Regions from separate parts of the Homo sapiens genome. Here region 1 is linked to region 2. A link is an interaction called in ENCODE POLR2A ChIA-PET data of the cell type or tissue named here. Cell type or tissue: OCI-LY7. All regions are shown on one strand. Each heading gives the region's core, and the rest is flanking DNA. Links, peaks and the distances in the headings are about the cores only. Region 1 has its middle 6.1 kb from the start of BEST4. Region 2 overlaps ARMH1 (armadillo like helical domain containing 1).

Region 1 (10,827 bases), core at 2,009-7,008, 98 kb after region 2:
AGGCCTAGGAGTGCAGGCTCCGTTAAGCCCTGTGTCCAACATCCTGACTCCTAGGGGTGCCCAAGATTTGAGTGGCCACTTTCACCTCTGGAGGAAGTAATACCTAAGGCGCTGATAGAAATAGAACTTCCGCTGCCAGGCAAGGTGGCTCACACCTGTAATCCTAGCACTTTGGGCAGCCTCAACGCAGGTGGATCACTTGAGGTCAGGAGTTCGAGACTAGCCTGGCCCAACATGGTGAAACCCTGTCTCTACTAAAAATACAAAAATTAGCCGGGTGTGGTGGCACGAACTTGTAATCCCAGCAGGTACATGGGAGGCTGAGGCAGGAGAATTGCTTGAACCTGGGGAGGCGCAGGTTGCAACGAGTTGAGATCGTGCCACTGCACTCTAGCCTGGGTAATCAAAAAAAAAAAAAAAAGAAAAGAAAGAAAGAAAAAGAAAAAGAAAAAGAAATAGAATCTCAATGGGAGAATCGCTTGAACCCGGGAGGGAGAGGTTGCAGTGAGCTGAGATTGTGCCACTGCACTTCAGCTTGGGTGACAGAGACTCTGTCTCAAAAAAAAAAAAAAAAAAAAAGGCCAGGCACTGTGACTCACGCCTGTAATCCCAGCACTTTGGGAGGCCGAGGCAGGCGGATCACCTGAGGTCGGGAGTTCGAGATCAGCCTGACCAACATGGAGAAACCCCATCTCTACTAAAAATACAAAATTAGCTGAGCATGGTGGCACATGCCTGTAATCCCAGCTACTCCGGAGGCTGAGACAGAAGAATCGCTTGAACCTGGGAGGTGGAGATTGCGGTGAGCCGAGATCATGCCATTGCACTCCAGCCTGGACAACAAGAGCAAAACTTTGTCTCAAAAAAGAAAAAGAAAAAGAAAAAAGAAAAGAAAAGAAATAGAACCTCAAAGTGGAAGAGAATTGGCAGCTTACTTACCCTCCCAGTGCTGAGGTAAGTGAACACTGAAAAATCCCAAGAGTGGTGGTCCTGCCTCTGTCTTGTTTTGGGAAGCTCCTCCCCCTACACTGTGAGCTGGTTCTCTTCTGCAAGTTTCCTAAAGATAGGAAGCATAGAGAGGTGATTAGGAGCACAGGCTTGGGAATTGGACAAACCTGGGTCTGAACCCCAGCTCTTTGTAACTGTGCAAGTTACCTAATCTCTCTGAACCTCAGTTTCCTCCTCTGCAAATCAGAATCAAGAACGCCTAACCTCATGGGGCAATTTTGAGTATTCACAGAAACAATGCCTATGGCCTAAAGCACTGTGGGTGGTTGGCTTGGGCTGCTGTTACTATGAAAATTTGAATCTGTTCTCTTTGGTTTCCCACGACTGGTCCAGTCTTGCCTACCAAGCCTTCCAAGCCAGACAGTCCCTGAGAAATGAGGAGGCAGAGACCTTTTCTTCATGTCCTGCTAACCTGCCCCAGACCAAACAGTGCTGGATCCTGGCTTTTAAGCTGAATACACAAGGCCCTCTGAGACTTACCCACCTCTACCCTCATCACCAGTCTCTGCCTAGCTCATATAAAATTTTTTTTTAATTTTAATTTTTGTGAGTGCATAGTAGGTGTATATGCCTAGCTCATTTGTAACTGTTCCTTCAAGATGTGGCTCAGAGCACCCTCTAGGAAGCCTTCCATGATCTTCCCCAGGTTACTCCTCAAAACCCTCTGGGTTTTCTCTCTTGCAGCAGTTAATCACAGTGGTCTATGATCTGTTTACAGGGAGATCTCCCCTCTAGCCTGTGAGACACCTGAGAACAGTTTTGAATCTGATTCATCTAGGTAAAGCTAGATTACAGTGGCTCATGCCTGTAATCCTGACACTTTGGGAGGCTGAGGTGGGAGGATCACTTAAGCCCAGGAGTTTGAGACCAGCCTGGGCGACATAGTGAGACCTGTCTCTACAAAAAATTTTTTTAAATTAGCTGGGTGTGGTGGTGTGTGCCTATAGTCCAGGTACTTGGGAGGCTGAGGTGGGAGGATCACTTGAGCCCAGGAGTTTGAGGCTGCAGTGAGCCATGATACAGCCATTGCACTCCAGCTTGGGTGACAGAGTGAGACCCTGTCTCAAAACAAAAACAAAAACAAAAAAAGAAAAAGAAAAAGCTGGGGAGGACTTGAAACCAAGCAAGCTTCTTTTTCTTTCTTTCTTCTCATCCTTCCCTCCTTCTTGCCTCCCTCCACCCCCTCTTTTGTTCTCCATTTCTCTCTTCCCTTTTAAGATGAAAGACATCTGGTCCCCCACCCCACCCCTGCTATTTTGTGAGATTTCCCAGATGAGCCAAGATCTGGAAAACTACTCATGGCCTGACTGGCGTTACATTCTCCATGGGAGATGTCAATATGAGGAAAGAACAGGACTCAGAGAGAGAGAGAGAGAGAGAGAGAGTATGTGTGTGTGTGTGTGTGTGTCTGTGTGTGTCCAGGACCTGACCTGGGGAGGGTGAGATGCCAGCTCCTGGGCCTCAGGCATCATGGCCAGGCAGTTCATTCTCATGCTCTGATCTGTGGCTTTCCTAGAGCATCTGGGCTGCTTACCACTTAAAGATGTTCTAGGACTTGGAAAGCCAGGTCCTGGGAGTGCAGGAGCTCAGGCCGTGTCTCCCTGACAGCTCTACCCCAGGAAGACCAGCTGGCTGCATTTCAATCCTGCACCGCCACCCGCACCTGTGGCCCTCACACCTCTGCTTGTTCCCAGCCCTGTGGTCTGTGAATTTCCCACAGAGCCCGGGATAAAAGTACGTGACCTGAAGCCTCTGCCAGAGGAAGAGGGCGGTCCCCAGGCCCACCCAGTCCCTACCTCCTGAATCACCTTATCTCCTTCTCAGCTGTTGACCAGTCCCTTTGTTTATGGTGCAGGAGAGGGAACCACTCAGCCCATAAATCACCTGCCCCACCTTTCCTTATCCTCCAGCTCTCCTCTCCCTCCCTATTGGTCCTGCCCACCCATTCCCCTGTCCCCTCCTCACAGCTGAGAAGTGGTTATATGGCTTGGCAGTGAAATGGATTCCGGAGCCACACTGCCCAGGTTCCCAAGTCCATGCTTCACCATGGTCACCAAAGTCACCAAGCTTTGTGACTTTGGGAAAGCCATTGAACCTTTTAAATTCCCCATGAGAGGCCGGGTGCGGTAGCTCACGCCTGTAATCCCAGCACTTTGGGAGGCCGAGGCAGGCGGATCACCTGAGGTCGGGAGTTCGAGATCAGCCTGACAAACATGGAGAAACCCCATCTCTACTAAAAATACAAAATTAGCTGAGCATGGTGGCACATGCCTGTAATCCCAGCTACTCCGGAGGCTGAGACAGAAGAATCGCTTGAACCTGGGAGGTGGAGATTGCGGTGAGCCGAGATCATGCCATTGCACTTGAGGTCAGGAGTTCGAGACCAGCCTGACCAACATGGCAAAATCCTGTCACTACTAAAAATACAAAAATTAGCCGGGCTTGGTGGCAGGAGCCAGTAATCCCAGCTACTCAGAAGGTTGAGGTGGGAGAATCGCTTGAACCTGGGAGGTGGAGGTTACAGTGAGCCCCAATCATGCCATTGCACTCCAGCCTGGGCAACAGAGCAAGACTCCATCTCAAAAAAAAAAAAAAAAAAATTCCCCATGGGAACACGGGGATGATAATGCCTATCACATGGAGTCGTTGCGCATATTAGGTGAGTTAATAGTATAAAGTGCTCACAATAGCACCAGGTGAGTGGGAAGTGCTACCGTGGCTATCAGCACATCTCTTATTTCAGGTTGGCTTTATCCCTTCCACCTCTGCACCCACCAAGGACACCTGCCATCTCCTTATTGCTGAAGCCAATAGCCCTTCCCAAGTCCTAACCTTACCTGGCATCTCTTGTTCTTGACCCTCCTCCGTTGGCCTCTGTGACCTGACACTCAAGAGATTCTGGCCCAAGCACGGTGTCCAGGAATTCGAGACCAGCCTGGACAACATGGCAAAACCCCATCTCTACAAAAAATACAAAAAACTAGCCGGGTGTGGTGGCGCATGCCTCTAGTCCCAGCTACTTGGAGGCTGAGGTTGGAGGATCGCTTGAGCCAGGAAGTCGAGGCTGTAGTGAGCTGTGATTGCACCACCTGCACTCCAGCCTGGGTGACAGAGCAAGACGCCATCTAAACAAACAAACAAACAAACAAACAAACAACAACAAAAGACAGAAGAGGAAGACAAGATAATAAGCTCACAGCCCCAGCCTGGGTGTGGGCCCACCCAGCCAGTTGAGGAAGCCACAAGACAACAGCAAGAAAGGCCAGATGGGATTTCATTTTGTGCCTGAGTAGTGGCCCCTGGCTAGGGTCCTGTGTGGCAGAGATTAGAGAGGTAACATGGCCATGGATCAGACAGCCTGAGCTCAACCTTAAATCCCAGCCTGGGAAGAGAAGGGAACCCAGTCTTAGGCTCAGCACCTACGTGCTTGGCAGGAGCTCCTCAGCTTTGCGGAGGAGGCTCTAGGGAACCAGGCCAGGAGGGCAAATCAGCTTTCTCTTGCAAGGAGCCTGTCCTGGCCCCTCCTTCCCACTAACTTTCCAGACCCACTCCCTGGCTATATTGTCAGACTTCACCTGAACTCACCAAATTCAAAACTTAGGTCAGCTTGGGAACTTGGCAAATTGGGGAAGGGGCAAGTAGACCTTCACTCCTCCACACACATTGCAAAGCCTTTGGAGTTCTGGCCCCTGGACTGTTCCAGTCACCCTTCCCCTTTCCTCCAGCTACTCTGAACTTTCAGCTTTTTCAAGGACCAACAGCTCTCACTCCATGCCTTAAGGAGCACAGGGTTCCTCTTATGGAATACTTTCTCCTCCTGTCCATTACTGTTCCTGGCTAACTCCTCCTCAGCTCTCAGGTTTCAACTTAGAAATCTCAGCCTACGTACATTCCCCAAACTGGGTGTGATCCCACCTCTGGGCTCCCATAGGCCACCTCTATACCCTGTCTGTCTTCACCACTTAGCACTAATTACAGTCCAGTGTCCTTGTCCTACCGACAGGTCACGCCAGGGTGCAGCACAGGACCTGACACATAGAGGCTGCTCAAGAAAACGTTTGTTGAAAAAATGAACAACTGGCCTGGCTCAGTGGCTCATGCCTGTAATCCCAGCACATTGGGAAGCCGAGGCAGGCGGATCCCTTGAGGTCAGTAGTTTAAGACCAGCCTGACCAACATGGTGAAACCCATCTCTACTAAAAATACAAAAATTAGCCAGGCGTGGTGGCGGGGGCCTGTAACCCCAGCTACTCAGGAGGCTGAGGCACAAGAATCTCTTGAACCCGGGAGGCGGAGGTTGCAGTGAGCTGAGATTGTGTCACTGCACTCCAGCCTGGGCAACAGTGCCAGACTCTGCCTTAAAAAAAAAAAAAAAAAAAAAAAGGCCGGGCGCGGTGGCTGACGCCTGTAATCCCAGCACTTTGGGAGGCCGAGGCGGGTGGATCATGAGGTCAGGAGATCGAGACCACAGTGAAACCCCGTCTCAACTAAAAATACAAAAAATTAGCCGGGCGCGGTGGTGGGCGCTTGTAGTCCCAGCTACTCAGGAGGCTGAGGCAGGAGAATGGCGTGAACCTGGGAGGCGGAGCTTGCAGTGAGCCGAGATGGCACCACTGCACTCCAGCCTGGGCGAAAGAGTGAGACTCCGTCTCAAAAAAAAAAAAAAATTAGCTGGGTATGGTGGTGCGTGCCTGTAATCCCAGCTACTCGGGAGGCTGAGGCAGGAGAATCCCTTGAACCTGGGAGGCGGAGGTTGCAGTGATCTGCCATCCTGTCACTGCATCACTACACTCCAGCCTGGGTGACAGAGCGAGACTCTGTCTCAAAAAAAAAAAAAAAAAAAAAAGCTGGGTGTGGTGGTATGCACCAGCTGTAGTCCCAGCTACTTGGGAGGCTGAGTTGGGGGGATTGCCTGAGCCAGGGAGGTCGAGGCTTCAGGGAGCCATGATTATGCCACTGCACTCCAGCCTGGGCCACAGAGTGAAACCTTCTGTCAAAAACAAAAAAACAAAAAAACACAGTGTGTTAGATCTTGCTAGACTTGGTGATATAATTAAGAGGCCATTATGGGCAGAACTGTGCCCCCTTCCAAAATTCATATATAAATATATATAAATATATATAAATATATAAATATATATAAATATATAAATATATATAAATATATAAATATATATAAATATATAAATATATATAAATATATATAAATATATAAAAATATATAAATATATATAAATATATATAAATATATAAAAACATAAAAATATATATAAATATATATAAATATATAAAAATATATAAATATATAAATATATAAAAATATACAAATATATAAATATATACATAAATATATATAAATATATATAAATATATAAAAATATATATAAATATATAAATATATATAAATATATATAAATATATATAAATATATAAAAATATATATAAATATATAAATATATAAAAATATATATAAATATATAAATATATAAATATATATAAATATATAAATATATAAATAAATATAAGTATTTATGAATATATATGAATATATAAATATATAAAAAATATATATAAATATATAAATATATATAAATATATAAATATATACATATATACATATATAAATAAATAAATATAAGTATTTATGAATATATATGAATATATAAATATATAAAAAATATATATAAATATATAAATATATATAAATATAAATATATAAAAATATATAAAAATATATATAAATATATAAATATATATAAATATATAAATATATATAAATATATATAAATATATAAATATATATAAATATATATAAATATATAAATATATAAATATATATAAATATATATAAATATATAAATATATAAATATAAATATATAAATATATATAAATATATATAAATATATAAATATATATAAATATATATAAATATATATAAATATATATAAATATATAAATATATATAAATATATATATAAATATATATAAATATATAAATATATAAATATATAAAAATATATAACAATATATAAATATATATAAAAATATATAACAATATATAAATATAAATATATATAAAAATATATAACAATATATAAATATAAATATATATAAATATATAAATATAAATATAAAAAATATATATAAATATATAAATATATATAAATATATAAATGTATAAATATATATAAAAATATATAACAATATATAAATATATAAATATATAACAATATATAAATATATAAAAATATATAACAATATATAAATATAAATATATATAAAAATATATAACAATATATAAATATAAATATATATATAAATATATAAATATAAATATAAAAAATATATATAAATATATAAATATATATATAAATATATATAAATATATAAATGTATAAATATATATAAATATATAAATATATAAAAATATATAAATATATATAAATATATATAAATATATAAATATAAATATATAAATATATATAAATATATAAATATAAATATATAAACATATATAAATATATATAAATAAACATATATAAAGATATATAAAGATATAAAGATATATAAATATATAAATATATAAAGATATATAAATATATAAAGATATATAAATATATAAAGATATATAAATATATAAAGATATATAAATATAATATATAAATATATAAAGATATATAAATATAATATAAAAATATATAAATATATATTAAAAATATATACATATAAATATATGTATATTTTTTTGAGATGGGGTCTCGCTCAGCCACCCACGCTGGAGTGCAGTGGCACGAGCTCGGCTCACTGCAACCACTGTCTCTCGGGTCCAAGCAATTCTGTCTCAGCCTCCCAAGTAGCTGGGATTACAGGCACCTGCCATCATGCCCGGCTAATTTTTGTATTTTAGTAGAGATGGAGTTTCACCATGTTGGCCAGGTTGGTCTCGAATTCCTGACCTCAGGTGATCTGCCGGCCTCGGCCTCCCAGTGCTGGGATTACAGGCATGAGTCACCACGCCCGGCCCTATATATATTTTTGAGACAAGCTCTGTGTCTCCCAGGCTGGAGTGCAGCAGCATGATCATGACTCACTGTAGCCTAGACCTCCAGGGCTCAAGTGATTCTCCCACCTCAGCCTCCCAAGTAGCTGGGATTACAGGCATGCACCACCACACCCAGCTAATTTTTGTTTTGTTTTGTTTTGGAGACAGAATCTCTCTCTGTCACCCAGGCTGGAGTGCAGTGGTGTGATCTCAGCTCAGTGCAACCTCCACCTCCTGGGTTCAAGTGATTCTCATGCCTCAGCCTCCTGAGTAGCTGGGACTACAGGCGTGAGCCACCACGCCCTGATAAATTTTGTATTTTTTTTTTCAGATGGAGTCTCACTCTGTCATACTCAGGCTGGAGTGCAGTGGCGTGATTTTGGTTTATTGCAACCTCTGCTTCCTGGGTTCAAGCGATTCTCCTGCCTCAGCCTCCAGAGTAGCTGGGATTACAGGCGCCTGCCACCATGCCCACCTAGCTAACTTTTTTTTTTTTTTTTTTGAGATAGAGTCTCACTCTGTCACCCAGGCTGGAGTGCAATGGGGCGATATTGGCTCACTACAACCTCCACCTCCCAGGTTCAAGCGATTCTCCTGCCTCAGCCTCCTGAGTAGCTGGGATTACAGGTGGGTGCCACCACGCCAGACTAATATTTGTATTATTAGTAGAGACGGGGTTTCACCACATTGGTCAGGCTGGTTTCGAACTCCTGGCCTCAGGTGATCTGCCTGCCTCGGCCTCCCAAAGTGCTGGGATTACAGGCATGAGCCACTGCGGCTGGCCCAATTTTTGCATTTTTTTGGTAGAGACGGGGGTTTCACTATGCTTCCCAGGCTGGTCTCAAACTCCTGGACTCAAGCGATCTGCCTGTCTCAGCCTCCCAAAGTGCAGGGATTACAGTCATGAGCCACCACTGCACGGCCCCAAAATTTATTTATTTTATTATTATTATTATTTTTTAGATGGAGTCTCCTTCTGTTGCCAGATTGGAATGCAGTGCCACGATCTCAGCTCACTGCAACCTCCCCCTCCTGGGATCAAGTGATTCTTTTTTTTTTAAGACTCTGTCTCAAAAAAAAAGAAAAAAAAAAAAAATATATATATATATATATATATACACGAATTTTGGGCCAGGCACAGTGGCTTATGCCTGTAATCCCAGCACTTTGGGAGGGCCGAGGTGGGTGGATCACAAGGTCAGGAGTTTGAGACCAGCCTGGCCAATATGGTGAAACCCTGTCTCTACTAAAAAATACAAAAATTAGCTGGGCGTGGTGGCACGAGCCTGTAATCCTGGCTACTCTGGAGGCTAAGGCAGGAGAATCGCTTGAACCGGGGAGGCAGAGGTTGCAGTGAGCCAGGATCGCATCACTGCACTCCAGCCTGGGTAACAGAGCAAGACTCTGTCTCAAAAAACAAACAAAACAAAACAAAACAAAATAAATAACGGTGCAAAATTGAATATGCCTTTTTGACTCTCTAAATGCCTCAGATCCATTTACCCTGGGGATTTGTCCTTTCTAGCCCCACCACCATCTCCCCTCTGGAAGACTGCTGACCTATAAGGATAAAGACCAGACTCTTGAGCAGGCACTTAGGGTCTTCCTGCCCATCCCTATCCCCAACTCCCCCTCAGTAATTTTGGCTACTAGTATTTCTCCACATCTGAGGCTATCGTGGGTCTCCCTTCAGTGGTCATGAAGGACAAGGTTGGAGAAGTTTGCCCTCGTGAGTCTGATGAGGGATTGGGTGGGATCCCTCTAATAGCATATGGAGGGGATGAAATGGGCATGAGACCAAAGGCCAGGAGAGCAGCAAGGAGCTGTGGCAATCATCCTGACAAGAGAGACTGTGGCCCAGGCCAGGGTGTGAGGGGAAGATGGAGCCAAGGGGATAGATATCAGAGCTATTTGGGAGGTAAAATTGGCACAAATTGGGTACTCAGCAAATATTTGTTGACTTTCCTGGCTACTCTTTCTAAAGTAGGCTCTTCATTTGCTCTTCTGTTTATTCTTCCTTCATAGCACTTTTCACAGCCTGCAATTACCTTGTTTATCTGCTTGCCTATTGTCTGTTTCCATCAAGCAGAATGTAAACTAAATGAGGGCTGCAAGCTTGATTAGTTTTATTCGAGATAGTGTCCAGCACTTAGCAGATGCTCTCAATAAATCTTTGAGGAATGGCATGGTAATTGATTGGCTGGCACAGAGGGAGGGCAGAGAGGTGAGAGACAAGGCCAGGAGGCCTGTGGTCCTGGGCCTCTGTCTCTGGCCCTGGGAAGGGTGGGCATTGCGCAGGGGTCTAGGGGTCCACGTGGTCCAGAGACTAGCTGCCCAAGTGCCCGTGTCTAGCATTTGAGAAAATGCAATTCCCAGCCAGGCAAGGTGGCTCACGCCTGTAATCCCAGCACTTTGGGACGCCGAAGCGGGTAGATCACCTGAGGTTGGGAGTTCCAGACCAGTCTGACCAACATGGAGAAACCCCGTCTCTACTTAAAAAAAAAAAAATACAAAATTAGCCGGGTGTGATGGCGCATGCCTGTAATCCCAGCTGCTCGGGAGGCTGAGGCAGGAGAATCGCTTGAACCTGGGAGGCAGAGTTTGCGATGAGCCAAGATCGCGCCATTGCACTCCAGCCTAGGCAACAAGAGCGAAACTCTGTCTCAAAAAAAAAAAAAAGAAAGAAAGAAAGAAAAAAGAAAATCCAATTCCCATTCACTTTCTGGCCTCTGGCTGCTGACCCAGGCCCGGGGGTATTTTCAGAGGAAGGGAATTG
Region 2 (11,293 bases), core at 2,682-7,681:
CAAGAACTCTCTCAGCTTCCTGTGTTCCCAACCTATAATTGTATTTCTTTCTCACCCCTAACCTCTTTTGCTCCCATCAGAGTTGAAGTAGGTATACCTTCTGTCTAGGGCTAATCCTCTATTTGTACTGCACTTGAACCCTTTCCTATCTCCTTATTCTTTCTCTCCTATAGCTTTCACCTTTGCCTCATAACCAGCGTTTTTTCAGCATTTATATATGCTGAAATCTCTTCTACTTTAAAAAATAAAATTGAATCCCTGTTTCAAATCTATATTCCACCCAACCCCAATTTCTGCCCTTCATGGTGAAGCTTCTTTTGTTTGTTTGTTTATTTGAAACAGAGTCTCTCTCTGTGGCCCAGGCTGGGGTGCAATGGCACAATCTCAGCTCACCGCAACCTCTGCCTCCCCAGTTCAAGTGATTCTCCTGCCTCAGCCTCCTGAGTAGCTGAGACTACAGCCATGTACCACCACACCTGGCTAATTTTTGTATTTTTAGTAGAGACAGGGTTTCACCATGTTGGCCAGGCTGGTCTCAAACTCCTGACCTCAAAATGCTGGGAGTACAGGCATAAGACACCGCGCCCAGTGAAGCTTCTTGAAAAGGTTGTTGAGGGGCGGGGCGCGGTGACTCACGCCTGTAATCCCAACACTTTGGGAGGCCGAGGTGGGCGGATCACCTGAGGTCAGGAGTTTGAGACAGCCTGGCCAACAAGGGAAACCCCGTCTCTACTACAAATACAAAACTTAGCTGGGCATGGTGGCACATGCCTGTAATCCCAGCTACCCGGGAGGCTGAGGCAGGAGAATCATTTGAACCCGGGAGGCGGAGGTTGCAGTGAGCCAAGATCGCGCCATTGTACTCCAGCCTGGGCCACAGAGACAGACTCCATCTCAAAACATTTTTTAAAAATTATAAAAATAAAGGTTGTTGAGTCTCCCTGTCTCCACTTCCTCTCCTCCCTTTTCTCCACTTGCTGCCATCTGACTTCGGTGCCTCCCACTCCACTGATGCAGGTCTTGCTAAGGTTACCCATGTTTTTCCAGTTGCAAAACCCAGGGACTGCATCCTCAGTCCTTATAGGTGACCTCTCAGTGGCATTTGTCAATCAACCTTTCCCACTTCTCAAAACACTCCTGGTTTCTCTGATACCGATTATCTTGGTGTCTATGCATTTCCCGCTCTTCTTCAGCCACCCCTTAAATGCTGTTCCTTGGGATTCCATCCTCGTCCCTCTTCTCTACTCACTCTCAGATTCTCCCTGAGGGACTAGTTCATTGTCAAGATTCAACACCACTCTTGTATGAGGGCTTTCAAATAAGTATCCCTGCCCAAATTTCTCTCTTGAATCTGAGTTCCATACCTATATATCCAACTATTCCATACCCATATATCCATCTTCACTCATATGCCACAAGATGAGTGTCACATATCTGACTTAGTAAACTAGGGGAATATGGTGCCATTATGTGGAAGAGAACATAAGAAGAGGAGTAAGCTTGAGGGTAGATAAGCTTGTTTTGGGACATGTTGAGTTTGAGATGTCTGTGCTCAGGATCCCTGGAGGCAGGTCAAGGCTAAAGACAGATCTGGTCACCGTCAAGGTGATAGTTCAAGTTATAGGAGGATTTGAGGATATTCCTGCTCTGTGTGCCCATAGCACTCTACAGATTTATCTCAGACCCTTTTATTGTATATTTCTGTCCTTGCCTGAACCCTCTCGCCTTCTCTAAACCCCTTCCTTGACCCATGCACAGTGACTTACACCTATAATCCCAGCTACTTGGGAGGCTGAGGAGGGAGGATCACTTAGGCCTTGGAGTTTGAAGCTGCAGTGAGCTATGATCACACCGCTGTGTTCTATCCTGGGCGATGGAGCAAGACCTCATCTCTATAAAAATAAATAAACCCCCTCCTTATTTGACCAACTCCTACTCTATTATTCAGGTCTCAATTTAAACATCACTTTCTCAGGAAGCCCATTTCTGAGTCCCAGGCTAGCTTAGGTTCCCTTCTTATATATATTCATAGACTTCCTCTGCCTTAATAATCATAACATTTTATTGTTATTACCTGCTTAATATCTCTCTTTCCCCCCACTGGATTTTAGATCCAGTGGGCAAGAATCGCATCTGTTCTACTTATCTTTATATTTCTAACATGTAGCACAATGCCTGGCACATGTTTGCTGAGTAGAGGAATGAATGACCCAGCATCTGCAGCTGGGAAGAATTAAAGGTTTAAGTAAACACTGCTCTCTTTCTTACATTTAAGTTATTGATAAAATTATTTTTCAGACTCAGGCCTGTAACACAGGCCAAAGGGAATAACCATGGAATACATCTGTAGGTTTACCCAAATGTTCTTTTTTTGTTTGTTTGTTTGTTTGAGACAGGGTCTTCCTCTGTTCCCCAGGCTGGAGTACAGCAGCACAATCATAGCTCACTGCAGCCCCAAACTCCTGGAGACTCAAAGGATCTTCTCACCTCAGCCTCCCAAGCAGATAGGACTATAGGCGTGCACCACCACACTCAGCTAATTTTTCTGTTTTTAAAATTTTTTTAGACACGGGGTCTTGCTATGTTGCCCAAGCTGGTCTCAAACTCCTGGCCTCATGCGATCTTCCCACCTTAGCCTCCCAAAGTGCTGGGACTACAGGTGTGAGCCACCACACCCAGTCTGTTCTCAAATATTATTGTGCATAAAAGAGGTTTAAAATGCAGATTACCAGTTACCTATCCACCCACACTCCCAAGGTTCTGCTTTAGTAGATTGAGGGTGGAACCCTGGACCCTTATTTCTAACAAGTACTCTGTGTGGCTGTAGTGCCAGTGGTCCCCGGGTTATGCTTTGAGAAACATTGCTGCCTATAACCTGGCTCCTGTCCCCACAACTCATGACACTAGCCTCACCAAGTCCCTAGCTTTGTGGCCAAATCTAGAGTTCCTTTTTCCTTCCTTGTCTTACTGAACAATATTTTCCACTTGGCCACAGGGTGAGATGAGTAAGCCAGGGTGGTACAGGTGCAGGGTCAGATCCTGTCTATTTAACACTGTGATGTCTTATTCATCTCATCATGGATTTGTTGTTGTTGTTGTCTGAGACAGAGTCTCACTCTCACTCTGTCACCCAGGCTGGAGCACAGTGGTGCCATCACAGCTCTGCAGCCTCAACCTCCCGGGCTTAAGCCATCCTCCCACCTCAACCTCCCAAGTGGCTGGGACTATAGGCATGCACCACCACATCCCCAACTAATTTTATTATGTTTTTGTAGAGACAGGATCTTGCTGTTGCTGTTTCCCAGGCTCATCTCAAACTCCTGGGCTCAAGCAACCCTCCCACCTTGACCTCTCAAAGTGCTGGGATTATAAGTGTGAGCTACCATGTCTGGCCCATCATGGACTTTTTATATTAATTTGATTGTTTTAAATAGTGCATTGAAATATTATGTGATTACTGAGTTTTTTGGTGCCCCTTTTAATTTCAGACCCCAAGCAAGTGCCTCCCTCACCTCACCCTAGTCCTGGCCTTGCTTGACCACTGCCCCCTCTTAAGCTGTCCTCTCTTCTACCTTTTCCCGCTGTTTCTCAGTTGCTATTGCAGGATCTCTCCCACTCCAATCCCCCACTTAAATGTCAGTGTGTCTGAGCATTCTGTGCTTTTTTACTTGGTCATTGCACTTATTACATTAGGCATTACATCATTCTTCTTCATTTCTCAAGTGCCAATCATAGTGCCTAAAATTTAGTGGGTACTCAGTCAGTGCTTACTAAATGAATGAACCATGCTTTTACTGAACAGTTGTAGATTCAGTGTTCTACACCTAGAATTATTCATAATTCCCTAACTTTTTGCAGCCTTGTCGTACAACAGATAAAATAGACTGCGTGATGTGATAACAGTGTTTTGAATTAGCAAACCCACTTCTCCTACTCAGCCCTCCAGTTATGGTGGATTTTGGAGGAAAACAAGTCAATATAATAGCATCACAGCATCATTATTTTTTGCAAAATTGACTACCACATAGTCCCAATAAGCCTAAACCCTTTTTTCAACCTTGAACTTTCAGAATAGATCAGTAAAACTAAGGATTTATGTATTAAATGATAAAATTAGTTACCATTTATTGAGTCTTTTTCTTTTTTTCTTTTTTTTTTTTTTTTTTGAGACAGAGTCTCACTCTATTGCCCAGGCTGGAGTGCAGTGGTGCAATCTCGGCTCACTGCAACCTCCGCCTCCCAGGTTCAAGCGATTCTCCTGCCTCAGCCTCCCGAGTAGCTGGGATTACAGGCATGCACCACCGTGCCCAGCTAATTTTTATATTTTTAGTAGAGACGGGGTTTCACCATGTTGTCCAGGCTGGTCTTGAACTCCTGACCTCAAGTGATTCACCCTCCTCAGTGCTGGGATCCCAAAGTGCTGGGATTACAGGTGTGAGCCACTGGGCCCAGCCTATTGAGTCTTTTTATGTTCTAGGCACTGAGATATATACTGTACAAATATTATGTCATTTGGGCCTAACACCCAGCCTAATAGGTGATTGGTATTATTCCATTTTATAGATAAGAAAGATGAGCCTTGAAAAGGTTGAGTAATTTACTAGCACATGGTAGAGATAAAGTTAGAACCGGGTGTCTGTCCGAAAGCCTATACACCATCATGTCTCCTACTCAGTGGACCGTGCAGACCACAGCTCCACCTGCGACACCACACTGGGAGTTCATCTGCAAAGCGCCCTCCCTCCATTTGTCTACAAGCCAGAAGGCCTAACAGTAAGAGTTAGAATCCTAGTCAGACTGCCTAGGTTCAAATCCCGGTTCCAGCAGTTCACTGTGGGACCTTGGACAAGTTATTGACCTGAGATTGTTACCTCATGTTACTCAGGAAGTAAATGGAAATGCTAATAGCACCCACTGGAGGGCCATGGTGAGGATTATTTGAGACAATGCAAGCAAAGCAGTTAGCACAGTGCCCCGCACACAATAGGAGCTGGTACTTGTTAGCAACTGCTGATCTTGTGGCCCCAACATTGCTCCTTCATCCCCTGTTCTCTAGATCCAGGACTCAAACCATGTGTTCTGGAACTAATTCCTGGAAATAATAGACCAGAAATATGTATAGTGAGTGACTATGAAAACAAGACTAGCTGGGTGTGGTGGCTCACGCCAGTATCTCAATACTTAAAGGGAGGCAGAGGCAGGAGGATCGCTTGAGCCTAGAAGTTCAAAACCAGCCTGGGCAACATAGCAAAACTCCATTCTCCACAAAAAGGAAGAAAAAAACAAACAAAAAATAAAGCTGGCATGGTGGCTCACCTCTGTAATCCCAACACTTTGGAAGGCTGAAGCAGGAGGACTGCTTGAATTTACAAGTCCGAAACTAGTCTGGGCAACATAGCGAGACCCCTGTCTCTACAAAAAATACAGAAAAAAAATAGCTGGGTATGGTGGCACGTGCCTGTAGTCCCGGCTACTCAGGTGACTGAGACAGGAGGATTGCTTGAGCCCAGGAGTTCAAGCCTACAGTGAGCTGTGATTGCACCACTGTGCCCCAGCCTGGGCAACAGAGTGAGACCCTATCTCAAAAAAAAAAAAAAAAAGACTAGCCCAGGACAGAGGAAACAGAAGGTGACAGAAACAAAAGTTGGCCAGCCTAGCCTGAAGAAAAAGGGGAGAATGCACTGAGGAAGGAACAGGGGCAGAAGTTGAGGGAGCAGGGTGGGGACAATGTAGGAATAAAAAGACCACCGTGTGGGCTGCTGCCTGGCCCCAACTATGGCAGCAAGAGGCAGGGGAGCCTGGCTCCAGAGCCAACACTATTTTTGCAGTAAAGAGCCTTTCCTAATGAGCCAATCTGTCTCTACTTCTATTGGCATCCTGGGAACCAGGGTGCAGCAGAGATAATTTGCTTCACACACCCCCCGCCCAAACAAAGCACCATTACCTCCAAACCATTACATTAGCCTTTATCAGCCTTGGAAGCTCTCAGTCATCCTCCATGAGCTGCAGTAATTTCAGCTAATTTCTTAAGTGTTCTAAGAGCCTCTGATGTGTTATGAGCCTAGTAATTGTTGACTGGTTCCTTTTCTGTTGTGGCTTGATTTCATACCTTGTATCTGAGCTGATGCGTGCTTTGGGTACTTTATTATAATGAGGCTTTTTGCAAAGACTCACATTAAAAAATAACATTAAATACTGAGGTTGTTTTAAATCAGAGTTTAATTTTTCCACCATCTCCTATTATTCTTATTAGGAAGCCAATTCTTCATAAGGATAGTGACCTCCAGTGTAAAACTTTGAACAAGTACAAAAATTGAGAATTAATGATGAAGCTGGTTCTTTTTAGGGAAATCTAAGAATGAGGCACAAAGTCATGAACTATGCTGACACCAAGGATGCAATGGGCATGGCTTAGAGAGCTTTGGGATATTGACCCCCAGCCTTCTCCAGGGACCCTTAATTCATCAGAGCCTCCTTGTTCCCTAGAAAGCCTGTAAGAGCCAAGGTGGCTGAACTGCCACAGAGGAGCTTCCTGGAGAACAGTGAACAGCCAGCACCCTCTTCCCCCAACCCTGTGTGTACTGCCACTTCCCCTTCCGCTGGTAGCTCCTCTCAGGGTAAAGAGGCACAGTTCAGCTACTTGGCCACCCTGGGCCCGGGGTGGTACCAGAGATCAGGCACGGGCTCTGGCTTCTGTGTGAAAAACCACCCTGAAACTCACTCTTTAACGTGTCATACAGCTATATGACTGACTCATGTTTAGAAAAGCTTCTCAGGTCCATTGGCATCTTCTTATCAGCTGTAAGCAGGTGAGTTCTGTTCTAGCGTGATTCTGGGGGTCTCAGTGGCATCTCAGGCTCATGATGTCTTTGGCATTCACACCACCCAGGGCCACGGATTCCTGTTAGCAGTGGGTTCCTTGTAGCTCTTGGGATGGGCCCAGAGGTAATGTCCACCGGGCTCCTGCTCTAGTTGCTCCCCCATCCCTTTCTCTCCAGTGGCGCTTCACTAGTCAGCACCCTCTCGGTTGTGAATTACAGAAAACCAACTCATATTGGACTCAGAAAAAGGAAAATTAGTGGCTCACTTAACTGGAAAAACCCAGAGGGTAGAAATACATATTTCAGCCCTAACTAGATCCAGGGCTCAAACAATGTCATCAGTACTTGGCCTCCTTCTCTGTCTTTTCCCCCATTTCTGTCTCTTCTCCTCTGTGTTCATAGACCTCTGTATGCCATGGTCCTCAGGAGCTCTAGACATACCAAAAACAGAGCAGATCCTTTCCACAGCTTCCCAAGAAAGTCCCAGGCTTTGAGCCTCATTGGACCAATTTAGGTCCCATGCCCAGCCCCAAACGAACTTCTGCAGTCAGAAGGGTGACATACCCTGTCACCTCCTCACCCCACCAAAACTACATGGCCCATGAGTGGCAGAGGGGTGATTCCCCAAGTGACAGTTGAGGTGGTATTACAAGAAGAAGAAGAGATGCTGGAATGGCAAAACCAAGAACTGTCCCTAGTATGTAATTCCAGTCTTTCCTGCTGGAAGGAAGAATTTCCACACTCGTATCACTTTACCTATGGACATTTCCTGGATAGGAGGGCAAAGTATGTAAAGAGGGGACCTTGGGATCTCTTTGAAAGCTCAGTGCAAAGGAACTTGACAAGAGTTTTATTTCTACTTTTCTATCCCTCTGGACAGTAATCGGTACCTTATAGAATTTCTTGAGGTTGGAGGTGTCCTAACCCTCTTGGAAATACTTGGGCTAGAGAAGATCAAGGAGGAGGCCAAGAAGGAATCTGTCAAACTACTTCAGGTTATTGCGAACTCTGGCAGGACATACAAGGAACTCATTTGTGAAAGCTATGGTGGGTACTGTGTGTGACAAGATGTGTCTCCCTAGGGGCCTGAATGACATGGTGGCAGAACCCACCACTGCTATAGGAAAAACACATCATGAAACTGGTTGAACAGGAAGCTTTTTGTGCTCCTGTCCATGTCACCACTGGAAGACCCAGATTTATGATTCTCCTGATTCATCATTTGCTCACATTTTTCAGTAGTGGTTTTAGAAATACTTCTCCTTTTTAAATATATCCTCTTTCAGGCATCCATTCAAAGATTTGTTGAGCTGTGGCCCAATATCTTTTGTGAAATTGAGTTATGAGGCCGGGCGCGGTGGCTCACACCTGTAATCCCAGCATTTTGGGAGGCCAAGGCAGGAAGATCACCTGAGGTCAGGAGTTTGAGACCAGCCTGACCAACATGGAGAAACCCCGTCTCTACTAAAAATACAAAAAAATTAGCCTGGTGCAGTGGTCGGGGCCTGTAATCCCAGCTACTTGGGATGCTAAGGCAGGAGAATCGCTTGAACACAGGAGGCAGAGGTTGTGGTGAGTTGAGATCACACCATTGCACTCCAGCCTGGGCAACAAAAGTGAAACTCCATCTCAAAAAAAAAAAAAAGAAATTGAATTATGAATAACTCAAGAAATAAAATTGAAGGCCAGACGCAGTGGTTCACACCTGTAATCCCAGCACTTTGGGAGGCCAAGGCGAGTGGATCACCTGAGGTCAGAATTTGAGACCAGCCTGGCCAACATGGCAAAACCCCCTCTCTACTAAAAATACAAAAATTAGGCCAGGCGCGGTGGCTCACGCCTGTAATCCCAGCACTTTGGGAGGCAGAGGCAGTCGGATCACGAGGTCAGGAGATCAAGACCATCCTGGCTAACACGGTGAAACCCCGTCTCTACTGAAAATACAAAAAAAAATTCAAACGCATGGTGGCACGCACCTGTAATGGCAGCTACTTGGGAGGCTGAGGTGGGAGAATCGCTTGAACCCGGGAGGTGGACATTGCAGTGAGCCGAGATCGCGCCACTGCACTCTAGCCTGGGCTACAGAGCAAGACTCCGTCTCAAAAAAAAAAAAAAAAAAAAGGAAATAAAATAAATTTGAAATAAAATTATTGAATACCTACTGTGTGCTAGGTATATGCCAGGTGCTAGGGATACAAAAATGAATACAATATAATCCCTGTCCTCAGACAGTTTAGAGTCTGGTGAGAAAAGTAAATAATATAGTTTTTATTTTTTTCTTTTTTGAGACGGAGTCTCACTCTATCGCCCAGGCTGGAGTGTGGTGGCGCAATATCAGCTCACTGCAACCTCTGCCTCCTAGGTTCAAGCAATTCTCATGCCTTAGCCTCCCAAGTAGCTGGAATTACAGGCATGCGCCACCATGCCTGGCTAATTTTTGTTATTTTTAGTAGAGACGGGGTTTCGCCATGTTAGCCATGGCTGGTCTCAAACTCATGAGCTCAAGCGATCCACCCACCTCGGCCTCCCAAAGTACTGGAATTACAGGCATGAGTCACCGCACCCTCAATAATTTTAATATAGTCCATGAAGTGAGGCATGTAAAAGAGATGCCATCCCCCACATCTCCCTTTTTCCTTTTCTTTTTCTATTTTTTTTTTTTTTTGAGTTGGAGTCTCGTTCTGTAGCCCAGGCTGGAGTGCAGTGGCACGGTCTCAGCTCACTACAACCTCCACCTCCCGGGTTCAAGCGATTCTCCTGCCTCAGCCTCCCCAGTAACTGGGACTACAGGCGCGTGCCACCAGACCCAGCTAATTTTTGTATTTTTAATACAGACAGGGTTTCACCATGTTGGCCAGGCTGGTCTCGAACTCCTGAACTCAAGCCATCCACCTGCCTTGGCCTCCCATAGTGCTGGGATTACAGGCGTGAGCCACAACGCCTGACGAACATCTCCCTTTTTCAAAGCACTTCCCACCCTGCATTCTCATCAAGGTTCTCCTGCCTGTCTACCCCATGGCCTCTCGAAGCCTCAGTGTCTTCATCCATAAAGCGGGAGAAACACCTTCCTCTTGGTATGGTTTCTGGGATTAAGTGAATTAGTATTTGTAAAACCATTTTGCAAACTGCTGAGTGCTATACAAGTGTTATCATGGCCGGGCGCCGTGGCTCACGCCTCTAATCCCAACACTTCGGGAGGCCAAGGTGGGCGCATCACGAGGTCAGGAGATAAAGACCATCCTGGCTAACACTGTGAAACCCTGTCTCTATTAAAAATACAAAAATTAGCCAGGCCTGGTGGCACACACCTGTAGTCCCAGCTACCTGGGAGGCTGAGGCAAGAGAATCGCTTGAACCTGGGAGGCAGAGGTTGCAGTGAGCCGAGATCGCACCACTGTACTCCAGCCTGGGCAACAGACAGAGACTCCATCTCAAAAAAAAAAAAAAAAAAAGAGTTATCATATAGCAATAAAAAAATGCATGTTTTATTTGTAAATTGTGCAGAGCCATTTTAAACTTTAAAACAGATTTTGACATGCCTATGCTGAAATAAAATCCTCCAGCCACATAACTCTAAGGTAAACAAGACAGTGATGCAACATGAGAACCAGGCCTCAATTTTGCTTTGGTTGAACAGGCTTGGTTGAAGAGCTTTTAATCCTATTCATATTATATAATCTTGAGTGGGGATTTTTTCATAAATCCCTTCCAATTTAGCATTTCCTCTCTTCTTTGCTCAGGTGTACGATCCATAGCAGAATTTTTGGCAAAGTCTAAGTCAGAAGAGACCCAGGAGGAAGTGCAGGTTCTGTTGGATTCTTTGGTCCACGGCAATCCCAAGTACCAAAATCAAGTGTATAAAGGTCTAATAGCTTTGCTGCCCTGCGAGTCCCCAAAAGCCCAGCAGCTGTCCCTGCAGACTCTCAGGACTGCCCAGGTGAGCCAAGGCTGCATGCTCCTGTGGTTCTGATTCAGATGCAATAATCTTACAATTACCTTCCGCAGTTGCTCTCCACACAGGCATGAGAAACGGAGCTCAGCCTCCCACTGCATGTCTGTTGTTCAATCAGCGTTACTTCCAGAAGGCCAAGGTAGGGCAGAGAGTTCATGCCTCCCAGCAGAGTGATTTGTCCTGTTTACTTAAGGATCAGAAAGATGTTGGCAGACTTAAAAGTGGTTGAGACAAGCAACAAGGATGATGAAAGGGCTGTAGAAAAGATTAAAGGAGTCGATTTGATAGGGAAAGAATAATGGTGCATTTGTAGACAGCATGTAAGTGAAGAGGCCAGATCTCCAGTGCTGGGGAAGGCTTTTTTTTTTTTCTTGTTGGCTTTTGCCCTTCTCTCAGACAGTACCCTCGGATGCAAGTGAAAACCGAATTTGGGGCACGGTGAGCATACGAAGACATCGTACCTAGTAAAGAGGGGATAGAGGCTTAAAAAGTGGCTTTAAGATGAACCATCAGACCGGGT

The links. Peaks named below come from ENCODE experiments on the same cell type or tissue, not always from the same donor. Only the 100,000 strongest peaks of a DNase experiment are listed, where the experiment ranks them.
Region 1: POLR2A ChIA-PET joins it to region 2 with 5 read pairs; 6 of 35 experiments call an interaction of 5 or more read pairs at or near these places.

Annotation. Positions count from the first base shown.
Region 1 is chr1:44,788,838-44,799,664 of GRCh38, forward strand. It overlaps a transcript of BEST4 not described here. Among named protein-coding and RNA genes, the nearest start is that of BEST4, 6.1 kb to the left of the region's middle. RefSeq lists enhancers at 2,834-3,525, 4,218-4,907, 10,544-10,827. In OCI-LY7, for the core only: a CTCF peak has its summit at 5,025; DNase peaks (open chromatin) are centred at 5,024 and 6,019.
Region 2 is chr1:44,690,362-44,701,654 of GRCh38, forward strand. It overlaps ARMH1 (armadillo like helical domain containing 1), which reads left to right. Exons shown (of 12, transcript NM_001145636.2): 3 at 6,741-6,809; 4 at 7,702-7,868; 5 at 10,562-10,758. It overlaps LOC105378690 (a long non-coding RNA gene), which reads right to left. Exons shown (of 5, transcript XR_007066059.1): 4 at 10,818-11,234. Among named protein-coding and RNA genes, the nearest start is that of ARMH1, 21 kb to the left of the region's middle. In OCI-LY7, for the core only: a CTCF peak has its summit at 4,734; DNase peaks (open chromatin) are centred at 4,710 and 6,580; H3K4me3 peaks cover 1,352 bases; H3K27ac peaks cover 3,482 bases.